Regions from separate parts of the Homo sapiens genome. Here region 2 is linked to region 1. A link is an interaction called in ENCODE POLR2A ChIA-PET data of the cell type or tissue named here. Cell type or tissue: Caco-2. All regions are shown on one strand. Each heading gives the region's core, and the rest is flanking DNA. Links, peaks and the distances in the headings are about the cores only. Region 1 overlaps LOC107984368 (a long non-coding RNA gene). Region 2 has its middle 8.0 kb from the start of FGF4.

The links. Peaks named below come from ENCODE experiments on the same cell type or tissue, not always from the same donor. Only the 100,000 strongest peaks of a DNase experiment are listed, where the experiment ranks them.
Region 2: POLR2A ChIA-PET joins it to region 1 with 8 read pairs; 3 of 35 experiments call an interaction of 5 or more read pairs at or near these places.

Annotation. Positions count from the first base shown.
Region 1 is chr11:69,819,719-69,835,661 of GRCh38, forward strand. It overlaps LOC107984368 (a long non-coding RNA gene), which reads left to right. Exons shown (of 3, transcript XR_001748071.2): 2 at 7,005-7,194; 3 at 7,876-8,389. Among named protein-coding and RNA genes, the nearest start is that of FGF3, 8.3 kb to the left of the region's middle. RefSeq lists promoters at 1-150, 5,420-5,861 and enhancers at 5,236-5,916, 5,917-6,597, 12,605-13,196, 15,007-15,812. In Caco-2, for the core only: no CTCF peak of the experiment used is centred there; a DNase peak (open chromatin) is centred at 9,093.
Region 2 is chr11:69,775,704-69,790,946 of GRCh38, forward strand. No RefSeq gene overlaps it. Among named protein-coding and RNA genes, the nearest start is that of FGF4, 8.0 kb to the left of the region's middle. RefSeq lists a promoter at 1-639 and enhancers at 387-1,310, 5,964-6,501, 6,502-7,037, 13,141-13,686, 13,687-14,231 and 1 more. In Caco-2, for the core only: no CTCF peak of the experiment used is centred there; no DNase peak of the experiment used is centred there.

The DNA.
Region 1 (15,943 bases), core at 7,027-12,026:
CCGGCGCTTCCTGCAGGAGCAGTGGCGCTGTCCTCAGCCTTGCAAGGCGCGGGGCAGGCCGGGTCTGGAGATGCTATCTCCTTTTGCGCACACCAACTGGGCACCCGGAGTGGTGGGGTTAGCTCTCGTCTGGCAGGCCTCGGAGGATCCCGTCCCAGTGACGGTCCAGAGAGGGGCCTGGGGAGGCGGGAGGAGGGACGCGAGAGCCAGAGAAGTGGGCGCCGACAGAGAGCCCTAGAGAGAAAGAGATGCAGATAGAGACAGACAGAAACGGAGGAGGAAAGGACGGGAAAGACATGGAAAATGTGAATGACAGAGATCGCCAAAAAGAGGAGGCAGGGGAGATGGAAAGAAGACAGAGCCGCGGAGAACACCCAGAGAAAAGCACAGGGAGTCTGGTAGCCACAGCGGGTGGGTGATGACAAGAGGAACCCGGTAGAAGCTGGGAATGGGTGTGGGGGAGTCCTGGCCTGGAGGATCTGAATCAGTGCAGATGCCCAGGTGGTCCCCTGGACTGTGTGGGGGTCAAGGTGTATCTCAGGGGGCCCAGTGAAGAGGGGCTTCAAAAAGTATCGGGAAAAGCCATGTCCCCACCCATTTCTCTTGCTTCCTGGTCCTCTGTCCCCCAGGGTCCTGGGGCCAGCAGGAAGCAGGGGCCAGCACAGGGGATTTGCTTCTCTCAACCCTGCCCCAGAGGAGGGCACGCTGTGGAGTCCAGGGGTCTAGGCCACAGCTTTGGCTCCAAGTTGACCAGGGGCTCTGGGGTGAGTTGGGTGGGCTGACATTCCCCAGCCTGCCATCTGCATCAGGGTTTGGGGTCAGGCAAGTGTGCAGGGCACCATGAGCTGTGGCAGTGAGCACACACCCCTGGGACGTGTCCAGCTCCCATGGCCCAATACACACAGGGCAGTGTGTCCTCTGTGAGCCCACTCCAGCGTGCACAGGGTCCAGGTGGCCATCCTGAAGGAGGGCGCCCCCAAGCCATCCCCGAGCACCTCAGTCTTAGTCAGGGTCTCCTAGCCGCTGCCCCAGGGCCAGCTTGTGAGAGTCCTTGAACAGGCCAGAGGCCAGCCACTGAACTACTGGAGCCTCAGACTCTTGATGGAGACTGTGTTACAGGGGTCAGAGGCTGGTGACAGGAAAGCCCCAAAGGACAGCAGCAAGAGGAGAGCTTGTCCAGTGCAGCCCTGTGCAGGCCTGGGCTGGGATGTGTGGTCACCTGGGCTCCCTAAGAGGCATGGAAGAGGCACAGGAAGGAGGTCGCTGCTCTAAATGCCTTAGCTCTGCTACCTCCTGACACCTGGCCAAGAAGAGAGGAGATGTAGTGGCGGGGGTGGGGGGTGCACAAGAAATTCAGAGAGGGGTGCAGTCAGGGGGCACAGTCTGACAGAGAGAGGAGAGAGGACACAATAATGTTTTAAGAGAGAGAGAGCAAGAGCAGCCTGCTGGGGCCAGGGGACTTCCGATGCCCTTTCCTGTCAAGGCTCCGGCTGCCTCCTTGGCAGGACCCCCTCTGGAGGACTGGGAGGAGCCAGAAAAATCTGACCAAGGCAATCTGGGTGTCCATGCCCCTCCTGCTCTACACCTGGGGCCCCCAGCAGTTCCCAGGGAAACTCCCGGGCTCTGGTCTCCAGCCCTGCCCACTGCCAGGTTGCCGTGTGCCCGAGAACCCAAGATGAGGGCAGGGGCTGCTGCCCTGAAGCAGGAGTCCAAAGGTGACCCCTCTATAGGAGGGAAGCTCAGGGGATGGGCAAGAGGTTTCCAGCTCCTAGGGAGAACCTGACACACCAGCCACTCAGTGCATACTCCTAAAATGAATGAATGGTTCGGCCACTTCCTGCCACGAGGCCTTGGCTGTGTAGTGTCGCTCCTGAGATACTGGTTTCTCATGTGTGTGATGCCCCAAAGGTAGGGCCGGAAACTGAGTGGCATTACCTCTGCAAAGCCTCTGGCCTCCCATCAGCGCAGGGCATGCTCCAGCCGCAGGGGACCACAGTTTATGACGCAAACCCTGCTGCCTTTGAGAGTGAAAGAGGGCGCAATTTGCAGTTATACCAGGACAGCCGGTGCCCTGCCTGAGGTCCCTCCTGGTGGCCCTGGCTCACTGTCTGCTGTTCTGGTAAGCATGACTTTTCCGAGGCAGCCAAGCTCTCTGGGCCAAGTTTTCCTCTCTCCTCCGGTCGCTGGCGACAGCCTTCAGCCCGGTCCTTCCATCTGCGGTCCACCCTGCAGTCACGGGAAGTGGTCTGGAGCCCAAAGCTGCCTTCTCCAGCTGCCCCAGCCCCTCTGACAAATGCCGTAGTGTTGGGGGAACCCTGGGGATGCTCACCCACCCGCGTGGACCTCTAGTTCACTTCCCACATCTTCTGGGCTGCGCCTCCAGGCCCTTGCTCACCCACCTATTGAGTTCTTCCTCCTCATCTAAACCTGTTGATCTTTCCAGCCCAGGAAGCCCCCCAGACCCCCACCCTGGGACTCTGGGACCCTCAGGCCCAGCCAAGGGAGGGGAACCTGATTCCTCCACATCTGCCCGGCAGGGGCAGGGGGCTGGGCCACAAAGTCTTGTGTGTGGGGTGGGGCAGAGGCACCCACATAATGGCAACCTCGCCCCTCTCCCTCCCATTCGGAGCCAGGCGGGGGGTGCACCATGCGCTAATAGCGACCCTGTTAATTGCTTCCAAATGGTCAACTGTAGTCATTTGACTAATTGGTCTCTTCCAGAGCCCAGGCTGGACACCCCAGGCCCAGCAGAAGTGCTCCTACCAGCATCCCCCGAACCTCTGCACTGGGACCCTGTCCCCCAGAGCACCCCCAGCCCTATCTGGTACCTGAGTCTGCCCCTAGCCTCTTCCCCTGGAGAGAGAGCTGGGGTGGAGAGAGGGCAGAGAACAGGGTCCTATGGTGTGGCCGCAGGTGGCTGGCCAGGGACTGTCAGATGTGATGCTGACTCCCAGCCCCAAACTCACTCTAATTATGTTGCCTGCCCCCCCATCCTCTTACCCCATCCTTGTCCCCAAGAGCAGTGGGAGAGAGACCCAGCCTGCCTGTGTCACTGGGAGACCATGGGTCCCTGAAATTCTGGGAGCAGCCCTGATCAGCCCCACATTACAGATGAGAAAGGGAGGCTCAGAGAGGTGAAGTGACTTGCCCGGGGTCACACAGCCAGGAGATGAGGCGAGAAGACTGGAATGCCCCTTCTGGCTACGGGACCCAGGACCCGAGCAGTGGGGAGAGGGAAACCATTGCCCCTCTAAGTCCCTCTGGGGCAAAGCTGGCACTTTGCTTCTGGCAAAGTTAGGAGCCCCCGCAGGCAGGGGTGGGATGGAAGGCACATCTCCCCGCAGTGGGGCCTGCGCAGCACTTTGAGGCTCATCCACGGTGTGGCGTGTGCCAGTGTGTCCTCCCCTTTTCTGCCCTAGTGGCATTCCGTCGTGTGCACAGACCACATGCTGTTTATTTTTCATCCATGGATGGATGTTCGCCTTATTTCCTGGCTACTTGGCTATTTTGGAGCCCCAAGCTGAGACATAAAGGAGGATTCTCTCTGGGTAGAGGAGAGGAGGGAGCAGAGGGCCCCCTGGCCCAGGGACAGACACCTCCAGCTGCTCTTTTTCTTCCCCACAACACCGAGGGCAGCCTGTGCCTGTCAGTGCCTGGCATCGGGCTCCAGGCAGAGCAGCCAACAGGGCTTGTAGATGCCATCTTCTCCCTGTGTCCTCACAGGTTCGTCCCTCTGTGTGTGCCTGTGTCCTCATTACCTCTTCTTATAAGGACCCCAGTCAGATTGGACTGGGGCCATTCCACAGACCTCGCTTTACTTTAATCGCCTTTGAAAGACCCTAGCTCCAATTGCAGCCACATTCTGAGGTCCTAGTGAGTAGGGTTCCAACATACAAATCTTGGGGGACACAGTTCCGCCCAAAACAAGTGCAAATGATGAGGTACACCCCCAGTCCTGTGGATGAGGTGGGGTGGAGGGAAGGGAAGAAATTCACATCCCCACCTCCTCCCACCATGAAGTCAACTGCAGCTGGGCGAGGCCAGGCTTGATGGGGAGCTGTGGCAGCTTTGATGGGGAGCTGTGGTGGCAAACCCACACTCAAGCAATCACCCTGTGTCCCTGCCTTGCACCCCCCTACCCCTCTCCACCCTTTGCCCAGGCCAGTCCCTCCACCTGGGGGCCCTTTCACCCTTTCCATCTAGAAGCTCCTGCCATTCCTGCAGACCTGGCCCCGGCCCCTGGAGGGGCCCACACCCCAGGCAGAGCGAGTCTCTTCCTCTGGCCTCCCTGGCCTTTGCTCCTTCCATGCTGCCCTGATACCTAGGCCTGTTTCTCGTCAGCAGCAGCTCAGGCAGGGCAGCTTGCTCTAGAGGGCAGGCAGGCTTTGTTTACCTCTCCCCTGTGCTGACCTGTGCGAGATGTGGCCAGGACACTTGGACAGTGGGCAGGAGGCAGGGATGGTGAGGTGGGGATAGAGGGAGGAGTGCCGGGCTACCCACTCCCAGTCTAGGATGTTCCTCCTCCACACCTGCATGTTCTGTGTTCTCCTTAAACCATCACGGTGCTGCTTTGAGGCTCCTGTGTCTGCTAGGAAAAAGGGGCTGCGCTGCTGGGGCCTTCATTCAGCCGCCTACAACTGGGGGAGGCTGAGGAGTGCTACAAATACAATCACAGGAGCCAGCATCGATGGACTGATGGGCCCTGGTATGCATGGTCTATCTTGGGGGTGGTGGCACATGGGTCCAGGACCACCCAGATTCCATTTTCTGCTCTATTCCTTACCCTGCATAAGCGCTCCTACAGCTGTCAGCCTCTGATATCAATTCCAAGTTACTGGATTTTTTTTGAGGCCGGGTCTCACTCTGTCATCCAGGGTGGAGTGCAGTGGCTAGAGTTTGGCTCACTACAACCTCCACCTCCCAGGCTCAAGTGATCCTCCTGCCTCAGCCTCCCAAGTAGCTGAGACTACAGGCATGTGCCACCATATCCAGCTGATTTTTGTATTTTTTGTAGAGATGGGGTCTCACTATGTTTCCCAGACTGGTCTCAAACTCCTGAGCTCAAGCGATCCTCCCATCTCAGCCTCCCAAAGCACTAGGACAACCAGCATGAGCCACTGTGCCCAACCCCTATTCTAAGTTTAAAGGACAAGCAGGACTTTTTCTCAAGTCCCAGAGTAGCGCACCCCAGTCCCAACACCAGGACTGAGCGTGCACCCCACTTCTAGCATCAGGACTGAGCGTGCTCTGACCTGTTTCCCTGAGCTGAGGAAGGGGCCGAAGAGCTGAGATAACTCCCAAGAAATTTCCAGGGAGGGATTTTCTGGGGCCAAGTCCTGGCCTGGCCCGGCCGGGCCTGTGTGAGCTCAGGGTCCTGCAGCCCCGGTGACTGGCCATCAATGCCCAAGCTGCAGGGACTCTCGAGGAAGTCCGAAAGACGCCACTGCCTCTCTACAGGCTGTTCTCAGGTGGCCAGGAGGACTGCATCGCAGAGGCGGCGGGCAGTGCCTGGGGACCAGCTTCCTGCCTCTGGCTCTGACTCAGACCTGGTGGCCTTGCCCAGCCCAGCCCCACCCTCTCACTAAATCAAAGCCATGCCCTTCAGATGTGGTTTCCCAAGCCTCCCTTGGTTTCATGACTGCGAGGGACCTTCTGCAGCCACCTGGGCTGGTACGTGGATGGGACCCTGTGACTGGAAGCCCCAACCCTGCAAAGGCAGTGAGTGTGCAACGTTGGGGGGCATGGCCGGCCACACACTTTCCTTAATGGGAAACATTGCTCACTTCCAGACTTCCAGAGGCTGGCACCAGGGACTCGATTGTCACTGAGTAAGCTGTATGCAGCCCCTGTGCCCACCATGGCAAGACCCCTGCCGTCACCCACCTGACGGCTGCCCTGGCCCTGCCTCAGGAGGCTCCCTCGCCTCCAGCCACATGGGGGTGAGTCACCGTGAGTGTGCTGCGTCCTTCTGTTTTCTGAGGCAGGGCTGCAGCCCCTCATCTCTGGGGTGAAGCCCATGCTCTTTGCTTGGATTTGGGCATGGTCTGGGCCCTGTCCATCTCTTCAGCTCCTCCTGGCCCACCCTTGGCCTTGAGCAGCTGCTGTGACCCGGACATTCCCAGTGAGCACCGGCTCCTCCCCACTCTGGGGTCTCTGCACGGACTGTTACCACTGCCTGCAGCTACTGCTCCCTCTCCTCCTCCAAACCTTTGGCTTGTTTAGATTCCTCCTGTCCTTCCAGATGCAGCTAAGAGAGTCTCTCCTCGGGGTTGGAGGGGTCCTTAAACCCCCTTGCCCTGGCTGGGCCAGGGTCCTCCTCCCGGCTCCCTCAGCCTCCTGCACTGCACAGTCACCTTCCTCATCAAGAGGCGTCTGTGAGGCCACCCCCAGCCCTCGGCTGTGAGCTCTGGAGCAGGTGGACGGAGTCTGCTTTCCTCCTGGCCCCTCCCCAGGGCTTGGCCCAGAGTCCCTGAGATGCTTCAGGAACAATTGCATGAAACCTCTGTGGCATCCCTGACCTGAAAATGTCCGTCATTTGAGTGAAAACATGGAGAGAGAAAGGTCCTTACATAGATCCCGACAAAGAGGGAGAGGGTGGCCGGGGACAAGCAGCCTCATCCCCTCTCACCCCCTGGCAGGGTGGCATGACCCACTTGGAGACCTTTCAGTAGGGATGCCGGAGGCTTTCTGCAAAATTTGATTTGGTGAACTCCAGAAAAATGATAGACTAGAAAATCGCCCATGAAAGAACTCCTCGGAAGCACAGAGCTAATTCCAGGCACTTCTCAAACTTGAACGAGTTCAACCAATAGATAAAACCATCAGGGCAACTAAAAAGACCGAGAATGGGCCTTGAGCCTGTCTCTGCAGAGATGGGGGTGAGGGGACGTGCAAACCAGGGCCATCATCACAGGGGGCACTGGGCCGTGACTATGACAGTGTCCATCACAATGCCTTTTGCTTGAGGAATGCCACACCTGACACTCTGACACTTTATCTTACAGAGTCTATAAAGAAATATGCACAAGCAGCATCATTCAGCAGGATTTCAGACCAGAAAGAACCCTCCCGTCAGAGACTGGTGGCCATACAAGGGTGCGCTGTGAAGCTTTCGAGACAGCAGACAGCCGGAGTCGTGATCAGGGTGGCCAGGAAGGGAAACAACACGGTAGCAACCAGAGTGCCCTCCCATGTGTGAGTTGCTGGGTTAGAATCCAGATTCTGCCATGTATGACCTGTGAGGACTTGGGCATAGTAACCTCTCTGGGCCTCGATGTCCTCATCTGTAAAATGGGAACGTGCCACAGTGCTCTCAGAAGGCCAACATGAATCCATATGGGTGAAGAGCTGGGACAGTGTCCGGCGAGCAGGACACACCAGATCAGTGCTTGCTGCTGTTGTTGGTATTCACACATGTGATTTTTTTTTTTTTAGACAGAGTATAGCTCTGTTGCCCAGGCTGGAGTGCAGTGGCATGATCTCTGCTCACTGCAACCTCCGCCTCCCAGATTAGAGCAGTTCTTCTGCCTCAGTCTCCCGAGTAGCTGGGATTACAGGCATGCACCACCACGCCTAGATAATTTTTGTATTTTTAGTAGAGGATGGGTTTCTCCATGTTGGTCAGGCTGGTCTCGAACTCCTTACCCCAGGTGATCCACCCGCCTCAGCCTCCCAAAGTTCTGGGATTACAGGTGTAAGCCACTGTGCCCAGCCCACACATGTGATTTATACACAGGGCCCTTCTGCAAGATAGGCAAGCAGTGGTAGGAATGACCACCTCTGGGAAGTAAGGATACAAAGAGGTGAGAGGGAGAACTTTTCTCTTTGAGCCTTTGGTACTAATTTTGCTATTGACTTGATTTTTACTGCAAATAGGGATTCCTTTGGTGACGAATAAGCCAGTTGGTGTGCAGGGTGTTCACTGCAAGGCCCAGACAGGACTACAAGAGACCAGGACTGTCCTCAGTATGTGATCTCTCTCTCCTCTGGCGTCAGCTCTACCCAGGAACGGATGTGAAGGCTGAAGCCCAGGCAAGGGCTCATAGTGTGGGGACCGTGCAGCTGGATTCATGTCCAGTGGAATTTGACACCATGGCCGTCATCATCATGTTTTGCCGTCATCAGCACAGACCTCTGAGCAGAAATGCCAGAACAATGTGGGGCCACCCTGGAGATTTATTTTATTTATTTTTTAAATTAAATTAAAATTGTTTTTAAGAGACGGGGTCTTGCTATGTTGCACAGGTTGATCTTGAACTTCTGGGCTCAAGCAATCCTCCTGTCTTGGCCTCAGAGTGTTGGGATTACAGACCTAAGCCACCGCGCCCGGCCTGGAGATGTATTTTAAACTGACATCTTGGGAGAAATAAAAGCCTTCCTTTTCCCTGTGTGTCGGTAGCGTAAGTAGTGAACTGGGAAGGATTTCTCGGGGCCCCTGCCCTGAGCTCCTAGACCTTCTCTCCCACGCCATGTTACACAACAAAATCTGACTCTGAAAGATCAATTGGGTCCAGCTTGGGGTCTGATGGGCAGACGGGCTTAAGCAAAGCCCCCACTTGACTTCAAGAGAGGAGCTTGGGGCCCACATAGACATCGAGGCCTGCACAACGTAGCTAATTGGCCCTAACATTTTTCTTTCTTGAATTTTAAATCCTTTTAGCAACAGATTATACAACAAAGGCTGAACTCATTGGGGCCGTCATTAGGCTGGCGGAAAACGCTGGCTTGGCTGTTCCTTGGCGAATCTCCTTACCGGGTTATTTAGAGGTGCCGTGTGTCTCTCTTGGGGACATGCACACAAATGTAAAGAATGTCTCTGAGCCACAATGACATTTTCATTAGCCGTGGCTCACAGAGGAGCCTTTCCTGGCAGTTCCAATCCGGAAGGTTCTTATCCTGCTCTCTGGCTTTCTTGCTCTGGGTGAAAGGCAGGCACCGTAATCCAAGCCAAACACCCCGACCTTTGACCCCCACATGGTGCTTGCTGTCAGGGTGGGGGTTCTTCTGGGGTGCATGTCTGAGGCCTGACTGGGCTGCACACTGTCCCAGAGTGCCCTGCCTTTGGCCAGGACAATTCACCTCAGCCCCTTTTGTCCCAACAGCTTTTGATCTTGCCTGCCTGTCACCCAGGGAAAGAGCCTGCCTAGGCCCTGTCCCACACCTGCCTGCAAACTGACAGCCATGGCTCCCCCAGCCCCACTGCAGCAGCCTTAACCCTTTCTCTGCCTGACCTGCAGGGCCTGCACCTACCTGTCTCCAGGGTGCTGGGGCCTCAGGCTTTGGCCAAACCAGAACAGGACTAGAAAAGAATTCTTCTGAGGGTCCAAGGCCTCGTCCTACCGCCCCTACTGTGAGTGTGGGACTGACAAAGGAGTTTGGAGAGCATGAGTCCCCTAGAATGGAGCTCCCAGGAAAAGCCAAAGAGAAAGCCCCAGGCCACTGGGCCTGGACTTCGCCCCACGGCAAGGTCCCCGCCCACTGGCTAGGCAGGTGCTTTTGTGAAACTGACATTTTCTCAGCTGCACCTCTACCGCTGCTGATGAGCTTTTCAATACACTCTTTCTTGTATTGAGACAGAGCCATGTTTTCATAACTTGGCACTACAGCAAAGAAAGACATGGGGTCCTTGCTGCTCAGTCCTGGTGCCCGGCCCAGTGTCTGGGGTGCCCACCTTGCCCAGCGTGTGCTGGGCATGCAGGGGCACTTCCCTAGGGCCAAAACCTGGGAGCTTTCCTCCAGGCCAAGACGCAAGTCTCTTTGTTTTTACGGTAGCTTTGTTGAAATGTAATTTACATACCATGAAATTCACCCGTTGAAGGCATGCAATTTAGAAGGTTTTATTCATAGAGTTGTATGAATTCTCTATTTCCCAAGGCCATTTTTTTAAATATAAGGGTAATCTATGTTCACTGTGGAAAATACAAACAATTCAGAAAATATACCATGAAAAGTGCACATCCTGTTAATCCATTTATTCAGAAACTGTTTCTTTTTTTCTTCTTTCTTTCTTTTTTTTTTTTTTTTTTGAGACAGAGTCTCAATCTTGTCGCCCAGGCTAAAGTGCAATGGTGTGATCTCACTGCAGCCTCCACCTCCTGGGTTCAAGCAATTCTCCTGCCTCAGCCTCCTGAGTAGCGGGATTACAGGCGCCCGCCACCACATCCAGCTAACTTTTGTATTTTTAGTAGAGACAGGGTTTTACCATGTTGGCCAGGGTGGTCTCAAACTCCTGATCTCAGGTGATCCACCCACCTCGGCCTCCCAAAGTGCTGGGATTACAGGCATGAGTCACTGCGCCCAGCCTCATTATCTGTTTCTTAAGCACCTACTATATGCCAGGGTCTGCCCTAGGCGCTTTGGAAACATCAACAACAACAACAAAAAACAGACAAAAGTCCCTGCCTCGTGGGGCTTCAGTTCCAGCGTGGGGAGGTGGACAATAAATATTATACATTAGGCCATTATGTAGCAGGCTAGCAGGGCCTAACAATTTCCAGTGTGGATTCCTTCAGCCCATTCCCCGACGCGTTGCAAGCACACACCTGCATCTAACACACAGGCTGCTCCGCCATTTGCTCTGTCGGGAGCAGAACGTCGTGGACACTTTGTGCGACAGTGCCCAGGCCACTGCTCCATCCCTTTCACAGCTAAAGTGGGACTCCACTGTCCTCCAGTTAATTCAGTGACTCCTGTGGGGGTTGCCGCATGGATTCTATTTAATATCAGTGCAAACTAGGGTGGCACTGAATATTCTTGTTCTCTTATGTGTGTGCACTTGGAAAGTGCCAGAGAGGGCAGGAGGCAGATCCCATATACACTCCAACATATTATCTTCCCCCCCTTTCCTTTCCCTCTCCCTGCCTTCTGTCTCCCCCTTTCCCTCTCTTCCTTTCCCCCAGCCCCCCATGTACAGCAGCTGCAGCTTCCCAGGATCCTTTTCTGCCTGGGACCACGAGCTGGGGGCTGCACGAGCCCTGCGTCATTTTCCGGCCCTCCTAGATGAGCAGTGGGCTCTGAAGGAGCTGAGCAGCCTGAGAGAGGACATCTAGTGCTCAGGAGGAGGAGGAGGAGGATGCCACCTCAAAACGCCCTCAAAAGGGCCAGAACCCCAGACTTGGAACTGGAACTGTCCATCTTTGTCCCGGGATGTAACCCCATCTTTGGCCCCTGGAATGGGGAAAGAACAGGAAAGCCACAGAAGCCAGAGCCCCAGGGACCCACCCTGGAGTCCCATGTACCCAGAGGTGCCAGTCCATCTGGGAAGATGCCCCAGGAGGGGAGTTTCCTCACCACAAACCTCTTGCAAAAATGCCCTAAAAATGTCAGAACCTACTTTCCTTCCCAAAAGAGAGTTCGTTGAGAGCCGTTGAGCATCTGTGTCTATAAATCTTCCACTGGGATGGCTGTGCAGGGTGCCACCCTCTCAAGGTGGCCTCAGGAGAATGTGTTCAAGCCCCTGGAGGTCCACTGTATGACCGAAGTCTGACAGATAGCCCCGCGGCTCTTACACACACCCAGGGCCACTGACGCCCACCTAGGGCCACCGATACCTACATAGAGGCCACTGACACCCACCTGGAGGCCACTGATGCCCACTTGGGGACCACTGATGTTCACATGGAGCCACTGACACCTACCTGGAGGCCACTTAGACCCACCTGGGGCCACTGATGCCCACCTGGAGACCCCACTTGCAGTAGGGCTCCCCCAGGCTGCCGCCTGGCCACCTCCTCAGAAGGTGCATGGTGTGAGCACCAAGGGACCCTGCCTTCTTCATGATGAGCACCCCAGGCTCCAGTGGCATCCAAATGTCTGTCAAGATTCTCCAGGCAAGCCCGTGGTCTGCCAACTATGGAAATTACTGCCTTAGGCCATCTGTGAGACGAAAGTACAGTCTCATAACTCCTCCACTAACTTTTTTTTTGAGATGGAGCTTCGGTCTTGTTGCCCGGGCTGGAGTGCAGTGGCATGACCTCAGCTCACTGTAACCTCTACCTCCCAGGTTCAGGCGATTCTCCTGCCTCAGCCTCCCGAGTAGCTGAGATTACAGGCATGCACCATCACACCTGGCTAATTTTTGTATTTTTAGTAGAGAATAGGTTGCACCATCTTGGCCAAGCTGGTCTCGAACTCCTAACCTCAGCCTCCCAAAGTGCAGCCTCTCAAAGAACGCCTGCCTCAGCCTCCCAAAGTACTGGGATTACAGGCGTGAGCCGCCGCGTCCCGTCTCCTCCACTAACATGTGTCGTCCATTCATTCATTCACTCATTCATTCATTCAGCAATATTTTGTGTTCCCATTTCACACCCAGCCATGAACTGAGGTCACGAGGATGCAATGCACAGCACATCCTTCTAGGCATTTTATAAATATTGACTCATTTAATCCTTATAACCCAGGGGTAAGGACTTTTAATAGCCCCATTTCAGAGATGAGAAAACAAAGGCACAGAGAGGCAGAGCAACTTGCCTGCAATTCTCAGCAGCTGAGGGGCAGAGCCAGGATTGACAGCAGGGAGCTGAGTTCCTGACCACCAGGCTCTGCCACCTCTCTCTGAACTACTTATCACCCAGCTTTAAGGACAATTACGAAGACTGTGTGTTGGATGGGGAAGAGGTCATGATAAGATAAGGGAAAAAAGTAGCAGTGGACATTGTATATATAAACAGGAGACAAAGTATACACATATTTTTATATAAAAAAAGATGACATGCATATATCACCTGGGGCATGTCCTGGTGGGGAGCAGACACACAGCATAAGACACCAGAGTGATTAGCGTGGAGGAATGGGGCGGGCAGTGACTGACCCCATTGTCTGACAACAAAAATAACTCATTTCCCCATGAATGGGTTTCCTAAAAGTGTCACTTCACAATTCCTTTCGGATTCTCCAGGCTTACTCAGGTGCTTGCCATGGGAGTGAAGGCAGCCCATTATCCAGGGACAGAGGGACAGCATTCCCGCCTGTCCTGTGCTTTGATGCTCAGAATGCATCACCTGAAAGAAAAACGGCATTTCTCTGGGCAGGCTGGAACGTCCGGAGGGTAACCAGACCCGTGTAAAGAAATGCTGTGGCCTCCATGTGACAAGGCAGGCGGGAGCTCAGCGGCTCAGGCCAGCTCCTGGTCGGCCCTGGGTAATTCTGTCTAGGCATTTCCCGGAGCCTCAGAAACTCCTGAAGCACCAAGGCTCCTGGGACCCGGGCCATGGGGCAACTGACCTTGCACCAAGACAGGGATGACTCCACACCCTGCTAAGCGAATGCGTATGAAAATGCTTCCTGATGGGCTGGCAGCTTCAGGACGTGAAGGGGATTAAGGCAACGGTCCCTACAGATGGGAAATCAAACAGATATTCTAGCAGATCCAACCTACAAAGGATGCTGCAGCCACCAGCACTGTTTACAACGGGTTTGAAGAGTCTGGGGACACTTCTGTCCCAGCTGCTGGTGCACGGTGCAGAAAGGAAGATTTGAAGGCGGCCTTGCCCCCCTGAATGAGTACCCGCACAGTCCTTGACAAGGTGACCATGGCACAGAGCTTCAGAAGTCCCACCCCGGCCTCACCCTGACCTGTCCTGTGACCTCTCTGTGCCTCAGTTTCCCCACCACACTTACTTCATGGGTTTTTGTGATGATAAAATCTTTAGAACTGCTCAAGCATGTATTAAATATTCAAATAACTCAACGTAGACTGGAACTCAAAGGGCAGAGAGGCTGAGCCACCGGCCCAGGTTATCAGTTGTAGCTCTGTATCTGTGTGGGCCATTCATTGATTCGGTGTCCCAGCAAGAGTGAGCAACACTGGACCCCCAGTTACTGGGCTGCAGCAGGAGCTCCCCCAGAGAGCTCATGGCAGCTAAAAACGTCCCAGCACACATCTTGCCAGTAAGAAAATATCTGCGAAGAATACATGGATTCATTGCTATTTTTTACTCAAATTTATTTGAAAGCCAACTCTGAACCTTCATCGTCAGTAAAGACCAGCATTACTTACTCTAATTCAAATGTAACTGTAAAAATAAATTTGACCAAATAGTATTTTCAAATGCCAACTAAATGCCAGGCTGAGACACGGGCACCTGCTCTTGTTCGGGTAAGGGGCGAGCAGCAGGTGTTGGGGAGGGGTCACAGGTGGACCTTGGTTAGAAAACTTGAAAGAGGCCGGGTGCGGTGGCTCATACCTGCAATTCTAGCGCTTCGGGAGGATGAGGAGGGCGGATTACCTGAGGTCAGGAGTTCGAGACCAGCCTGGCCAACATGGTGAATCCCCGTCTCTACTAAAAATACAAAAATTAGCCGGGCATGGTGGTGTGCACCTGTAATCCCAGCTACTAGGGATGCTGAGGCAGGAGAATCGCTTGAACCCAGGAGGCTGAGGTTGCAGTGAGCTGAGATCATGCCACTGCACTCCAGCCTGGACGACAGAGCGAGACTCCATGTCAAAAAAAAAAAAAACTTGAAAAAGAAGAGACTGGGGTGCCCTGGCTGCACGATGCCTCACCCACACCCCTTGGCTCCCCTGCACGCAGATCAGTCTTTGGTCCCCGTGGGCCCGTGTGGCTGCAGGCTGGGCCTCTCATCCCATTTAGAGTAGTGGGAGAGGGCCTCATCGCACCAGCAGATGCCAGTTGGCTCAGGCCTCCGGTGCTGGGGACATCTGCTTCTCTTGGACTTTGGATCTTCTGGGGTGTGAGGGGACCCGGGCCACCCTTCCCTCTCTGACAGAGGATCTCTGCTCTCTCGGCCAAGCTGCCTGCAGGCCCCCGGCCCAGTCAGCTTCGCCTTCTGGCGGCAATGTGCCAGGCCCTGGGCCTACAGGCTGGGATTGGGAGAGTAGAAAGCCAGACAAGCGTCCGAGCTGCGGGCTGGGATCCCTGAGGACATGAGCCTGGGTTCTGCTGCTGCCCTGCTGCAAAGCAAAGGGTGAGGGGGCACTTGAGCTGGGCTGGGGCCTCCTGCAGCTGCTCCCACCTCCCTTCTCAGGAGTTTTCTCCCTCACCCCCTTACCCGGTTCCTTATTTATAGTAGACATCAGAGGCCCAGAGAGGTCAGGAGACTTGGAAAGTTCACACAGCAGGCAATAAGACCCAAGAGGCTCAACCCCTCACCTCCAGGCTGGGTTCTTTAGATTTAACGATCACAGCTCCAATGATCTGGACTGTGGGGAGATCACACTGGATCCCCCAACACCAGGTTCAGAGGTGGAGTTGGCCACAGACGGCTGAACAACACGCTCAGTCTCATGGGCAGGAAGTGGGTGTAGGATTCGAACTCAGGCCTGCTCTCACACCTCTGTCCTCCACCCGTGGGCTCACCCCCATCCGTCAGCCTTTTGCTGGCATCCACACCAAAGCATCACAGCCACCCACCCTGGGCTGCTGGGCAGGAGGGGGATCAGTGGAGCCCACTGCTTCCCACCTCAGAGCACTCTGCATTCCAGCCTTCCCACCCCCATTTTTCTGGCTTTAAAAAGATGCTGCGGTCTTCAAGAAACCGTTTATCTTCAAAGCTGGGGTAGAGAAAAGGCTCCAGAGGGGCCGAGTGTGTGTTGTGAGCGGCTGGGAGGACATCACTTAAGGCCCTTAAATGACGACTAATTGGAACCCGGGCGGCTACTTTCAAGGGGCCAAGTGGAGCTGCATTGTGAGCTCGGCAGGCGGAGGATGCCGACGCGGTCGCGGTTAGGGGAGGGCGGTCGGGGTGGCGGTCGGAACCGCATCCTCTTCCCAGGCTGGGGAAGCCCGATCTGGCACGGCCGAGGGCCCCACAGCCCTGCTGAGTGGTGTTTACAGCCCCAAGTCCCGCTTCCTGGCTTTGGTTTGAGAAACGGAGAGAACCCCTGGGTCCGGCCCACTGGGCTGGGCTCTCCGGCCGGCCCTGCTGGGATGGAGATTAGAATCAGATCAATTTTGTCTCACTGTCCTGGGGCTGCTGTCACTAA
Region 2 (15,243 bases), core at 198-5,197, 51 kb before region 1:
CTCGGGCATCCGAAGCTCCTAGTGGGCGCAGAAGCCAGCGGCTGCTGCCTGCCCTTCGCCTTTCGGAGGCTCACGGGAACTTGGTTCCTTTGCTGGGGCCTTGAGGACCGGCCTGGGAAGGAGGGGTGGATAAGAGCAGTAAGCGACACCGGGGCCTGGCTGGGCAAGGGAGGACCCTTTGGCTACAGGCGGGAGGGAGGCCACCCCCACCCCCTAGGTCTTGGCCCCACAGGCTTGGCGCGTTTCTGGGCTGGAGTTCTGAATACCTGGTGGAGGTCCACCTGAGCCAAAGGGCAAGGTGGCAGAGATGCACCCAGGGAGGCCTGGTCCTGCACCCCCTACACACACACCCTTCCGTGAAAGGACAGGTAGCAGGGCATAGGGCCAGAGGGGATATTCAGCATCCCCTGCTCCTTTGATTCCACAGCAGAAATATCCATGTACCATAGCCAGAGCCCTCAATCTAGCAGGGACCCAGGCCAGGCCTCTGGAAGCCTCCCCTCTCTCACTCATGGTTCTACCTCCCACTGTGCCCATTATGGCCTGATGGGGACTGTCCTAGCTAGATGCAGGCCCACCTAGGTGTGAAAACCCCTGTTCTTTGTGGTCCCTGAGGAGCCTGCCTGGCCCTTCCTGCAGGCCCGCCTAGCCACAGCTGCAGGGGGCTTGGTGCCTACCCCATCTCTCATACCACCAGCACCTGTGACCAGAGATGTCCCCAGGCCACCGCAGCCTCCTCCACCTCCACCGCATCCCCACAGGGAGATTCCTGGGACCCCTTCAGAACCCTGCTGGGGCTTATTCGTGCCCCTGGAGGGGACCTGGGAGGCTTGAGGGCTCTTCTCTGAGGTGCAGAAAGGGGGGCACTTGGGGGTCATCAAGTGGCTTTGGCAGGACCGGAACCTCAGCTCCGCACCCCTTGAGAGGATCTTTGTTCCTCCTTGGGCCTGCAGCCTGCTTGGGCAGCGCCACCCAGACCTGGACCTTCCTGGGCTGCAGCTCACAGCTTCGAGATGCAACCCGGCTGCCTCTGGGTCCTGGGGTCCCCCAGATGAGCCTGCAGATCTGGTGCCAAATAGACATCGTTGGCCAGGGTGCAGGGTGCAGGGTGCAGGGGACCTAGAACCCATCCCTCACTTGCTGTGTTGTCTTTCCATCTCTAGGTCCCTGACTCCCCATTTGCAAAATGACATGGGAGGTGGGCTTTCCTCCCTCAGCCTGGGGCCAACCGAACACACCCTCTGGGGAAGTGAGACCCAGGCCTGGAGACCCACCTGTGCCAGCTGACCTGAGCAGAGGGACTCTGATGTCTTCCCCCGGCTTTTGATAGGATGAGGCTCCTTTCTTCCCAGGACTCCCACAGCAAGCTCAATTTAGGGCTTCCCAAGGACCCCTCCCTGTCTCTCCTATTTGCTGTGAGTTCAGCAAAGGACGCTGCAGGCAGCTGATATATCTCCCAGAACTGCAGGCCCACCCACACAGGATAGGTGCTTGTGGTGACTGGGGACTGACAGCCAGCAGGGCTTTTGGGAGCTGGGAATTCCCAGCAGAACTGATCTGGAATCTGGCTTCCACTTTGCTCCGGGTGCTCCCTGAGCACACTCTCAACCTCCGCAGGCCCTGGCCTCCTCAGCTGTGCAATGGAGGCAACAAAAGCACAGGTAAGGAAGAATTGCGGATGAAGGATGCACCAGGAAGCACTCACTTATCTGCATCTGACCCCTTTCCGTGCCCCTGGCCCTTGACCTGGCTTCCCACCTGCTTCCTTTCTGCTCCTGTGTTCCCGCCATGCTGACCGCGTCATCTCTCCCCTTCCCACTGGATGACCCCCGGCCCCAGATCTTCCTGCCAATGACTTATCCCATTCAGGTTTGCCTGAATGGAGAAGCCACTCCATTGGAGTAGCCACTCGGGGATGCCTTCTGGATCCCCTGCCCAGTCCTTCTGGTTGGAGCTTCTTTGAGCTCTTAAGAGAACCTTCTGCACTTGTTAGCTGACCCTCCACCGCATTTAGATTGTCATCTCCATGGAGCAAGCCCGGATTTGTGTTGTTGCCAGTTGTACCTCCAGTGCTGGGCACATAGTAGGTGCTCAATAGCTGTTTGTGAGTAAATGGCTGGCTAGGTACACTAGGAGCTCATCCATCAGCAATCCTCACTGCAAGCTGCCCTGCCCAATCTGCCACTGTGCCCCGGGGCAGACAAACAGAGGTACCTGCAAAGGCCTCAGGCAGAGCTGCCCCTATGGGAAGGTCTGCATTGCCTTTTTTTTTCTTTATGTGAAAGAAATAGTTGGACCAAGGTGACTAAATCTTTTCCAGATCTGGTTACTTCTCAGCAGAGAGACAAGGGGACCTATATATAATTTTTTTTTTTTTTTTGAGATAGTATCTTGCTCCATTGCCCAGGCTAAAGTGCAGTGGCTCTATCATAGCTCTACAGCCTCAAACTTCCAGGCTTAAGCAATCCTCCAGCCTCAGTCTCCTGAGTAGCTGGGACTACACACTCAGCTAATTTTTTGTTTTCTTTTTTAGTAGAGACGAGGTCTCGCTGTATTGCCCGGGCTGGACTCAAACTTTTGACCTCAAGCAATCCTCCCGCCTCAGCCTCCCAAAGTGCTGGGATTACAGGCATGAGCCACTGCACCTGGCCAGGTGATCTAGAAACAGGACCCTCACTTAGCTTGGACCCAAAGCCCTTCTGCCATGCTTTACCCCAGGACGCCCGCTTTGCCAAGTCCTGGGGTTCGAGGAAGGCTTGGGGCCATGTTGGGCTTCCGGTTGGGTTCAAGTTTAGGCTGTCTCCCTGTTAGTTGTATAACCTTACGCTATTTCACTTCTTAGCATTCTCAGTTTCCCCATCTGTAAAATGGGCATGAGCTGATGTCGGCCTTAGCAAGACAGTGCCTGACCTCAGGAAGAGGCTGAGCAAAGTGAGCTGTTTAGACTGCAAGCCCCTTGGGGGTGGTTCAAACTGGGTCTGATTAACAGTAAATGCTGGGAATTTGTGAAATAAACAAAGCCATGTCATTATCGGGTGGAAGTCTCCCTGTACGTCATCAGCCACTGGAGGGGTAATAAATTGAGGGAGAGGAGCAAAGGCCCAGAAAGCCTCCTAACAGTGACCTTTTTCGACCTCCAAAAAAAAAAAAACAACAATGTAGGATCTTCATGTGAATGGTCCCGTCTCCCGTGAAGGAGTGAAGAGGCTTCTCAGAGCCACCAGCTCAGGTGTTAGCTGTTAAGAACTTACTTGGCTTAATAGTAATAATAATAAAAAAGAAAGTGCTGCATAATAGTCCACTTATAGTCCTCAGGGCAAAATGACTGAGCTCAGCCCGGGGCAAGGGCCCAGGCTGTGTAAACTTTGTAAATAGCTCAACTGCTTTCTCAATTCAACTTCCCTTTCTTGGCTTCAGCAAGACACCCTCACAATGATGTCTTTCTGCAAAAGTCCAGGAGGATGATAAGGCCGGTGGGATAGACTGGTCTACACTGAGCCGAAGCACCCCAAAGCAAGTGGCATGTTTTTCTTTAGGACCTTCAGAATAAGGGGAGATTGAGCCAATTTTTTTTTTTAGCTTTTTAAAAAATGGTGTTAATTGGGTGCGGTGGCTCACCCCTGTAATCCCAGCACTTTGGGAGGCCGAGGCAGGCAGATCACTTGAGGTCAGGAGTTCGAGACCAGCCTGGCCAACATTGTGAAACCCCATTTCTACTAAAAATACAAAATTAGCTGGGCGTAGTGGTGCATGCCTGTAATCCCAGCTACTCAGGAGGCTGAGGCAGGAGAATCGCTTGAACCTGGGAGGTGGAGGTTGCAGTGAGCTGAGATCGCGCCAGTGCACTCCAGCCTGGGCGCTACAGAGCGAGTCTCCGTCTCAAAAAAGAAAAAAAAAGGTGGTAAAATATACATGATACATAACATAAAATTGATGTTAACCTATTTTTTTTTTGAGGTGGAGTCTTGCTCTGTCACCCAGGCTGGAGTGCAGTGGCGCGATCGTGGCTCACTGCAAGCTCCGCCTCCCAGGTTCACGCCATTCTCCTGCCTCAGCCTCCTGAGTAGCTGGGACTACAAGCGCCCGCCACCACGCCCGGCTAATTTTTTTTTTTTTTTTGTATTTTTAGTAGAGATGGGGTTTTACCGTGTTAGCCAGGATGGTCTCGGTCTCCTGACCTCGTGATCCACCCACCTCGGCCTCCCAAAGTGCTAGGATTACAGGCATGAGCCACCGTGTCTGGCCTGATGTTAACTATTTTTTAAAAGACTTTTTTCAGAGCAGTTTTAAGTTCACAGCAAAATGGAGAGGAAGGTACAGAGAGTTCCCTTACACCCTCTGTCCCCACACACTCACAGCCTCTCTCATTTTAGCCATTGTTAAGTGCACGGGTAAGTGGCATTAAGGACACTCACATTCTAGTGCAACCATCACCACCATCCATCTCCAGATGGTTTTCATCTTCCCAAACTGAAACTCCCTGCCCATTAAACACTTGCTCCCCATTCGGCTCCCCCAGCCCCGGCACCCACCATCTTCGCTTTCTGTGTCTACGAATTTGACTACTTAGGGACCTCATGAGTGGAATCACACAATGTTTGTCCTTTTTGTATCTGGCTGATTTCACTTAGCATAACATCATCAAGATTCATCCACGATGTAGCATGTGTGGGAGTTTGCTTTCTTTTTTTCTTTTTTAGAGGCTGAATAATATTCCAGGTATGGATGGGCCACGTTTTATTTATTTACTTATCTGTCAGCGGTCCCTGAGCTGCTCCCACCTTTTGGCTACTGTGGACGATGCTGCTGTGAACCTCGGTGTGCAAATATCTGTTTGAGTTCCTGCTTTCATTTCTTGTGGGAATATGCCCAGAAATGGAATTGCTGGATGAGGTGATAATTCTATGTTTAAGTTTTTGAGAAACTGCCATACTGTTTTCCATGTTTTTTTTTTTGTTGTTGTTTGTTTGTTTGTTTTTTGTTGTTGTTGTTGTTGTTTTCAAGTTACCTTGATCCTGGGGCATTAAAGAGACAGCAGGTCACTCCTTGGCTTATAGCGATGTCTTACCCAGTTCTGCGTCCAGGAGAGTTTCCCCTCTCCCGTTATTCTGCCCTGTTTCTCTTCTACTCTGAAGGTGGCCCAGCCAGGTCTGGGCGACAGGCTTTGGGGGCGGTTTCAATGACTGCGAATCAATAAAACCACCTGCCTCCCTGTGCACACGCGTGCAGATCTTTTGCACATATCAGATACTCAACCCTGGGAAGATGGAAGACAAGCCATGCCTCAGTTTCCTCATCTGTAAAATGTGGAAAATCAGCGTTCTCACCTCAGAGGGCTTCTGGAATAGTTACATGAGAGAATGTGCGTTCAGCCCTTAGAACGGGCAGGCACACGGTGATGTGTGCCCACAGCCATCGCTGGCTGAGTGGTGTGACTACCCAGCTTGAGTGCAGGGCTAGGGAGCCAGGTCCTGGCGTCTCTCACCACTGAGGGAATGTGGGTGATTTGCTGAGCCTCTCAGGACCCGATGTCTGCCTTCATTGCTTGCTAGGGAATTAGAAGAATTAGACATGTAAAGTGCCCGGTGTCTTATCCACGGGCTGTGAGCTGGCAGGATCGCCAGTACCTCTCCAGATAAAAGTCATCGCTGCCACGTTCATTAGGTGCTGGCAGGAGCGGGTTTGGTGCAGGGTGGGGCTGCTTTGCAAGGCTGATCGTCTTTTCTTCTCACCCAGCCCTGCAGGGTGTGGCCCTGCTGGTCATCACCATTTTACAGAAGAATTAACCCAGACTCAAAGCCTCTGAGCAGCTCACTCAAGGTCATGGAACTAGCAAAGAGCTAAGCCAAAACTCAAACTCCTGCTGTGTACGCCAAAGTCAGGCCCCTGACCATGCTGCTGTCTGCCTCAGTTTCCCCTGCAGCAAAATGGAGCTGGTGGTCTGGACCTTGTCTGCCTCAGAGGGATGTCAGGGGCTCAAACTGTGCAGGTGAACTCTTCTGTCAGCATCAGAGTGGGGCTTAAGCTCCATGAATTGATATCATAACCCCAGTTGATTTGTTCATTTGGAGGATCACAAAACAGACCACCAAGCCTCCAACTCCCGGCAGTCTCTTTAATATTTCAAATAAAAAATGGTCAGAGCCAGAAGGGACTCACCTAAGGGCTGCTAAAGTGACCCATTCCTTGCACAGAAGCCAGTGGAAGGCCAAGAAGGAAAGGGCTCCTCCATGTTACCTAAGGACCCACCTTTCCCGCTCAGGGGTCTGGCACCCCGTCAGCTGAGTGAGCCTTTATGGAGTGCCTGCTCAGGAGAGTCATGGGATCTAGGGACAGGGTCATTTCAGCCGAGACCTAAAGAAAGGGTGAGTAGGAGCCAGCCAAGGTGGAAGAGTGGGAGCTTCAGGAAGCCAGTGTGTGGAAGCTGGGTGGGTGCATGAGGTCAGAGGGATGGGCAGGACTTTGTGGACCCAGGAAGGGTTTCAGCTCCCTTTGAGGGGTGCTGAAAGCCAGGGTGCCATGGGCTCAGCTCACCCCATGGGGCATGCCAGGGAATCCTTGAGGTCACAACCTTCCCCAGCAGAAGGAGCACCCCACAGGCCTGGTGGGCTGACCCTCAGGGTGGTGGGGTTGTGCCTCCTCCCCACTTGCTTCTTCCCTTCCCTCCTCCTCAGGGTCTCCCAGCAACATGGAAGAGAAGCCCACTTTCCTCCCTGACACCACCACTGGGCATGGGATTCCACCTGTCTCCATGAGAGAAGATGGGAAATACCAGTGGGGAAGCAGAGAGGCTCCCCATTCTCCAGATTTCAGACCACAGGCCCCTCAAGGGAAGCATCCTGGTAGGGAGGAGGTGGAAGAAAAGTTCTATTCAAAGTCAGTCTTGGCAACTGTACCCTCCCTCCCCCCTCCCTCTCCCTGGATGGACTCGAGGCCTGGGGAAGGCCTGACCACCCGGCCCTGGCTGTGTGAGACATCCATGCCTCAGGCGGGTTCCTTCTCTTTCCCCCTGTCTCCCTCCAGGACAGCAAAGCCAGGTTCCATCCCACCCCCTGGAAGAGGTGTTGCCTGAGGACTAGATCTAGGGGGGACCCTAAGAAAGGTGTCTATGGTGGCACCTGGATGGGAACATTCTGGAGTCTTGCCATTGGGATTGAGAGGGATGCTCAAGTGATCATAGGACAAAAACTAGAATGAAGCTTTGGGGCCCACCCTCCCCTATCAGGGAGGAGTCCCTTGTTCACACAGAAGTCACGTCTCCTTTGCTCTCGGGTAGTTCTGAACTTGGTGTTATAACATGTGGGTTTGTAAATCTGGATCACTGAAGGCAGGATGCACCCACCCCTTCACTCAAATTTGGATTTAGATTGACCTTGGTCTGAAAAGCATTACTTGATTCTTGGGACATATGTGTGTTTCTTTGTCCAAGAAGATAGGAGATCAGATGAGAGGACTTCAGCAGGGACAAGGGCTCAGAGGGATAAGGATAATCTCTGGTACATTTTAACTATGAATGATTTAAAATACTCTTACTCTTTTTTGTTGTTCTTGTTCTTGGTTTTTTTTTTTTTTTTCTTTTGAGACAGGGTCCCACTCTGTTACAGGCTGGAGTGCAGTGAGGCAATCATCGCTCACTGAAGCCTCAAACTCCTGGGCTCAAGGGTTCCTCCCACCTCAGTCTCCCAAGCAGCTGGGGCTGCAGGTGCACGCCACCATGCCTGGCTAATTTCTTTTTGTTTTTTGTAGAGATGGTGTCTCACTGTGTTGCCCAGGCTAGCGTGGAACTCCTGGATACAAGCGATCCTCCACCTCGTCTTCCCAAAGTGCTGGGATTACAGGCATGAGTCACTGCGCTGGGCCTTCTGTTACTTCTAATTAATTTATTAATTGACTTTTGGGGGAGACACAGTTTTACTGTGCCCCCCCAGGCTGGAGTGCAGGGCTGTGATCTTGGCTCACTGCAACCTCCGCCTTTCAGATTCAAGCAATTCTCCTGCCTCAGCCTCCTGAGTGGCTGGGATCACAGGTGTGCACCACCACGTCTGGCTAATTTTTGTACTTTTAGTAGAGAGAGGGTTTCGCCATGTTGGTCAGGCTTGTCTCGAACTCCTGGCCTCAAGTGATCCACCCGCCTTGGCCTCCCAAAATGTTGGGATTACTGGCGTAAGCCACCACGCCCAGCCTCTTCTGTTACTTTTAAAAATGTGTCCAGTGGAGTCTATAACAATACCAGTTTGACAGCTGCCATCTTTTATTTTAGAAAAAATACATGAATAAGCTTTACTCCAGCAGACAAATATTATAAACCCTCACCCATTATCTTTGTATTTTAACCTCGAAAGTCTTTCATTGATCATTTTATTATTATTCTTTTTTTTTTCTTTTTTCTTTTTGAGATGGAGTTTTGCTCTGTGGCCTAGGCTGGAGTGCAGTGGCACGATCTCGGCTCACTGCAACCTCTGGCTTCCAGGTTCAAGTGATTCTCCTGCCTCAGCCTCCCGAGTAACTGGGATTACAGACTTGCACCAACACGCGGGGCTAATTTTTGTATTTTTAGTAGAGATGGGGTTTCACCATGTTGGCCAGGCTGATCTCGAACTTCTGACCTCAAGTGATCCACCCGCCTCGGCCTCCCAAAGTGCTGGGACTACAGGCGTGAGCCACAGCACCTGGCTGTTCACTCTATCATTATTCACTGCAATAAATGAAATATTTAAAAAACTAATTTCCTAGGCTGGGCGCAGTGGCTCATGCCTGTAATCCCAGCACTTTGGGAGGCCAAGGCAGGCAGATTGCCTGAGGTCAGGAGTTCAAGACCAGCCTGGCCAACATGGTGAAACCCTGTCTCTACTAAAAATATAAAAATTAGCCAGTCATGGTGGTGTGCCCCTGTAATCCCAGCTACTCAGAGGCTGAGGCAGGAGAATCGCTTGAACCCAGGAGGCGGAGGTTGCAGTGAGCCGAGATCGCACCACTGCACTCCAGCTTGGGTGACAGAGCGAGACTTAATCTCAAAACAAACAAACAAACAAATGAATTTCTTATGACTGTTAGCATTAAATGGTTTTGTTCTGGATTTTACTTTAAACAACTTTTACTAATACATAGTTAATCAAAATGCCATGAATGTAATATCACATAATTGATAAGTAAAGAGCACAAATAAAATTCTGGTAGAAATGAATCTTTTTTTTTTTTCCTGAGATGGAGTCTCACTGTCGCCCAGGATGGAGTGCAGTGGTGCGATCTCGGCTCACTGCAAGCTCTGCCTCCCAGGTTCACGCCATTCTCCTGCCTCAGCCTCCCGAGGAGCTGGGACTACAAGCACCCGCCACCACACCTGGCTAATTTTTCGTATTTTTAGTAGAGACGGGGTTTCACCATGTTAGCCAGGATGTCTTGATCTCCTGACCTCGTGATCCGCCTGCCTCGGCCTCCCAAAGTGCTGGGATTACAGGCGTGAGCCACCGCACCTGGCCGAAATGAATCTTTTAATGTGACCTAGGACAGGGCTTTAAAAAAAAATTTCATATGACCACTACTTATTGCTAGAATAATATGGCGTTTGGCCTCAATTTCATTCCCATTTTCTATTTCTGTTGATGGCAAAGCCAAGAAGCCTTGTCCTCAGGTGGAAGACACAGAATTGAAGTTTCGTTATGGTGATGTCACTCAAGGATTTGAACACTCGCCAAGGTATACACTCAATCACCTGGTTTATATAAAAAATGGTGTCTCCTGCTTGATCTGCTGACACCATCAACAGCTCTTTTTTTTTTTTTTTAATTCTTTGAGACAGGGTCTCCCTCCGAACCCAGGCTGGAGTACGGTGGCACAATCTCCCCTCACTTCAGCCTCAACTTCCCTGGCTCAAGCAATCCTCCCACCTCAGCCTCCCAAGAAGCTGGGACTATAGGCATGTGCCACTATGCCCAGCTAAATTTTTTTTGTTTTTGGTAGAGTTGGGATCTCACTGTGTTGCCCAGGCTGGTCGGCAGCTCCTCTCTTAATTCCTTGATAGCAAAGACTCACCAGTCATTGGAGCTGCACTTTCTCAACTTCGGGAAATTTTATCCAAAGGTTTTATTTGTTTGTTTGCTTGTTTGTTTGCTTTGAGACAGAGTCTCACTCTGTCACCCAGGCTGGAGTGCAGTGGTGCAATCTCAGCTCACTGCAACCTCTGCCGCCCAGGTTCAAGGGATTCTCCTGCCTCAGCCTCCCAAGTAGCTGGGATTACAGGCACCTGCAACCCTGCACAGCTAATTTTTGTAGTTTTATAGAGATAGGGTTTCACCATCTTGGCCAGGCCAGTCTCGAAATCCTGACCTTGTGATCCACCAGCCTCGGACTCCCAAAATGCTGGGATTACAGGCGTGAGCCACCATGCCCAGCCCAAAGGTCTTTTTTGCCAAGAACAATTAATTATACCAGTTACTTTTTTACTTGGAGGAGACTTATTAAACCTGATATAATGAAAATGGGGAAGACTGGGAATGAAACTGTTGCTAATTTCAACATGGCTTCGCCAGTACTATAGTGATACAAAGCTTCCAATGCATTGCGGGTTTATATCTATTTCTTTCCGAACCTTGCAGCTGCAGACACAACCTAGGCAACACTTAGACAGCTTTCCCCGTATAGCCACAGAATCAGTAAAGCCAGTTTTCTCAGTGACAGCCATGTGCCACTTACCATTGGAAGACCTCGGATTGTATTTTCCAATTCAAACAAGTGAGTTAATCTGCGTCTCCAGAGTATACCCCCTGCTTCTGATTTCTGACTCTATGAAGTAGGAGGAGATGCAGACATGAAGAGAAAAGGCCAGATCCCTGCCTGGAGCTGGGCACCTGGCGACTTCTAGGCTCACCAGGATTTTTGCCTCCTTTCCTGGGCCTCTCTCTCCAAACTGTGGCCTTGAGACCACAAGTAGCCCAGGACGGCTTTGAATGTGGCCCAACACAAATTCATAAACTTTCTTAAAACATTTTGAGATTATCTTTTTGCAATTTTTTTTTTTTTTTAGTTTATCAGTTATCATTGTTGTTAGTGCATTTGATGTGTGGCCCAAGCCAATTCTTCTTCCAGTGTGGCCCAGGGAATCCAAAAGATTGGACACCCAGCCGGGATTGGTGGCTCACGTCTGTAATCCCAGCACTTTGGGAGGTGGGCGGATCACCTGAGGTCAGGAGTTCGAAACTAGCCTGGGCAACATGGTGAAACCCTGTCTTTACTAAAAATACAAAACTTAGCTGGGTGTGGTGGCAAGTGCCTGTAATCCCAGTTACTCAGGAGGCTGAGGCAGGGAGAATCGCTTGAACCCAGGAAGCAGAGGTTTCAGTGAGCTGAGATCGTGCCATTGCACTCCAGCCTGGGCGACAAGAACGAAACTCTGTCTCGAAAAATAAATAAATAGGCTCACACCTGTAATCCCAGCACTTTGGGAGGCCCAGGCAGGCGGAACACCTGAGGTCTGGAGTTCAAGGACAGCCTGACCAACATGGAGAAACCCAGTCTTTATTGAAAATACAAAATTAGCCGGGGGTGATGGCACATGCCTGTAATCCCAAGTACTCGGCAGGCTGAGGCAGGAGAATCGCTTGAACCCGGGAGGCGGAGGTTGCAGTGAGCTGAGATCACGCCATTGCACTCCGGCCAGGGCAAAAAGAGCAAAACTTCATCTCAAAAATAAACAAACAAGTAAATAAATAAATAAAGTTAAAAAAAAAGATTGGACATCTCTGCTCTAATGCATCTTTGTCAAGGGCATGGGTTTGGGAGGCACAGGTCACTGAAAGAAATAGGCAGGTCCCTGGCCCTCCACTCCCAAGGCATCTGTTAGGAGCTCTCCAGGGCAGGCCAAATGGGTGGCCACTTCTGCCGCCACCCTGCACCCTCCCTGGGCTGCTTCCAGGCCTGAGAGAGCTGGAAGGAGTGTCGGCTCCTGGTCCACATTGCAGCTTTGTTTGGTGCCCTGAGGCTCTAGCACCTAAGGAGCACTCCTTTCTTTTGTAAAGTGGGAGAAAGAGCCTGTGAAAGGGAAGGTGGGGAAAGGGAACCGTGGCTGGGTGCTCTGTTCCTCCCATTCACCAGGCAGGAGGAAGTGGGGGCTCCAGCTGCGGGTGTGGCCTTGGGATGGAGCAGAGACTCTTTGGAGAACTATTCCTTCCCCTATGTGCCCATCAGACCTCAGCTCAACCTTGACCTTTCTGGGAAGCTTTGCCTGACTTCTCAAGTCCAGTCGCCTATCACAAGGTGATCACAGGACAGTCCAAACTGGGCCTTTTCAGAAAGAAAGGAAGTGCCCCTCACTATTACCCTGGGACGAGGGGTGCACCCCTGCACAGTTCCAGGCAAGCAGGACTGGGGCCACCTGACCTGTTCCACTCTCACCACCACGCACCCTGAGCCCGAGAGCAGCCTGCATGGCCAGCTCATGCTCTCGGAGCGCACCAGGAGGGCTCGGGGAACTCACCTGTGCCTGGACACCTGCAGCACTAGGGCCTCGATTCACCCAGTGATCAGCTGTGCATGAAAAGGCTGATGTTCTGTCTCCGAGGCTGGTGGCGTAAAGGACTGCATTTGACCCTGAGGGGCCCACAGGATGGGGCGGATAGCAGCAGGATCCAGCAATGCTGGGTAGAGGGCGAGGGTGCAGGGAAGACGGCCCAGTCCTTGGACACATGCCCCCCATCAGCCTGCCAGTGGGAGCCCCGTTTCCCATTCACTCACGAACCCCAAGAGGTGGGCGGGGATGATCCATCTCAGTTCACCAGTAAAGAAACTGAGGCCCAGAGAGGAGGTGACTTCCCCAAGCATACGTGACAGGTACCAAGTGGTGTCTTAAAGTCAGCGTGGGCAAAGGAAGACCTCACTGAGTCAGTGTCCTGGAAAATTCCTTCCAGAAGCCAATTCCCAGCAGGTCCCAGAGGCATTTTGCCCTCCAGGGTTGGCTATTTTTCTGGATGGGATGAAGCAGGCAGCTTGCCCTTAGGGACCACGCTGGATAAAAAGTACTCTCTGCACTGTGCACTCATCTATTGTGGGGAGGCCAAGCTGAGCCCTGCCTGGTGGAGTAAGGGCTCCCTCACCCCCTCTCCTATCCCCGCTCCAGGGCTCAGGGAACAGCAGGGGGAGTCACTCGTGTTAGTAAATTATTATTTCCCCACCTGCCATGGTCATCATGATTGCTGCCGTTGCATGGGGGGAGTTCACGGGTTCATTGCAGCCTCCAAGGCCTGTAAGGACCGCCTGGCTCTCCCTCACTCTGGGTGAGACCTTGGGCAGATTCTGACCCTCAGTCTTCTCATTTGTGGGAAATCTTAGCACTCACTCACATCTTAGGGCAGTGAGGTGGCGGCTGATGTTAGGTGAACTCACGCCTAAAAGAGCAGGCATCTATTCTGGTCTGCTCTCCCAAGCCAGTCCTGCCTCTCTCCATCAGCCTGCGGGGCTTCCCGCCTCTTTGAGGCCAGGGATGCAGGGTCCTCGCAGGCAGCCAAGGGCCATTCCTGGGCCTCCGGCCTCAGTGACAAGAGGCTTTTTTCTGCCTCTGCCGCCTGCTCCCTGACATCCCACGCGCCTGCCTCTAAGCCTGAGATGCGGCTTCTAAGCCGGGGCAGACCCAGCCTGCTATTCTGGGGTCTTCTTTCAACTATTTTGGCGAAGACCAAATGGCAGCCTCCTTTAAAATAGCTGCTGCAGGCCCAGGGGTCGTTCCCTGAGAACCAGGTCAGGCCAGGCCCGCACTTCTTCCTAGCAGCCCATTCAAGTTAAATACGGCCCCTGGCATCTGCAGCTTCGAGGAGGGCTCAGCTGAAATTCCGACGGGCAAACACGGGGCGGACACCAAAATAAAACCTGGCTGGCCCTCCGAGGTGCCTGTGGCTTCTCAGTTTCACAGACGTGCTTACGTTTTTCATGAAATCACAGGGCTAGTCGCAGGAGGTGGTGGGAGTGCCTAAGTCAATGAGGAGCAGTGGCCAGTCCCCCGGCCCCACGGTGGGTCACTCCATGAAGTCTACTTGGAAATGTGGGAACCCAGGAGCCCCTCACTGCAGCCGAATTCTCTGGGAGGCTGCAGCTCCCGGATAAATGAGTTCACCTCCCCTTGATTTCCAGGACCAGATGGCTGCTGGCTTTGCTCACCTAAATTGGGGTGGGCGGGGGGGGTCCTTTAATAGAATATACACATAATAACTGAGGAAACTTTTTTTTTTTTTTTGAGATGGAGTGTTGATCTTGTTGCCCAAGCTGGACTGCAATGGCACAATCTCGGCTCACTGCAACCTCCACCTCCCGGATTCAAGCGATTCTCCTGCCTCAGCCTCCCTAGTAGCTGGGATTACAGGCATCTGCCATCACACCCGGCTAATTTTTTGTATTTTTAGTAGAAAAGGGGTTTCACCATGTTAGCCAGTCTGGTCTCGAACTCCTGACCTCAGGTGATCCGCCAGTCTCAGCCTCCCAAAGTGCTAGGATGACAGGCGTGAGCTGCCGCACTCAGCTGGAGGAAACTTTTTTGAAAAAAAGCAAGCAGAGCCGGGTGTGGTGGCTCACGCCTGTCATCCCCACGCTTTGGGAGGCCAAGGTGGGCAGATTACTTGACGTCAGGAGTTCGAGACCAGCCTGACCAACATAGTGAAACCCTGTCTCTACTAAAAATACAAGAATTAGCTGAGCATGGTGGCATGCGCCTGTGGTCCCAGTTATTTGGGAGGCTGAGGGCACGAGAATCACTTGAACCCTAGAGGTGGAGGTTGCTGTGAGCCGAGATCACACTGCGGCATTCCAGCGTGGGCAATAGAGTAAGAATCCGTCTAAAAACAAAAAAAAAGCGAGCAGAAAGGACTCCCATGGATAAAGTGATGCCACTTCAAATTCTACTAAAGAGATGGCACCATGGTCCAAAGATAGCATATTGCCAAGTGACTCAGGTGTGTGTCCTTACTGCCTGGAAGATGAAGTGCTTAGGTGGTTTTACTGTCTTACGCCTCGCTCTGGGCTGCCCCCCTCCACATTCCCACCTTGGGAAGCCAGTCTCTGGACAAGTGCTCCTCAATGCCTCGGGTGGGTCCCAGCATCAGGACGACAATAAGTGGCAGCCATGAACCCTCCAGAGCGATGGGAGCGGAAGCCTAGTGGGTGTGTGAGGCCTAGGAGCCAGCCTGGAGTGGGAACACGCCAACCTGCAAAGCCACTCTGGGTCTGTGAGCTCGAGACTGCGTCGCCTCCCTCTCTTACTGG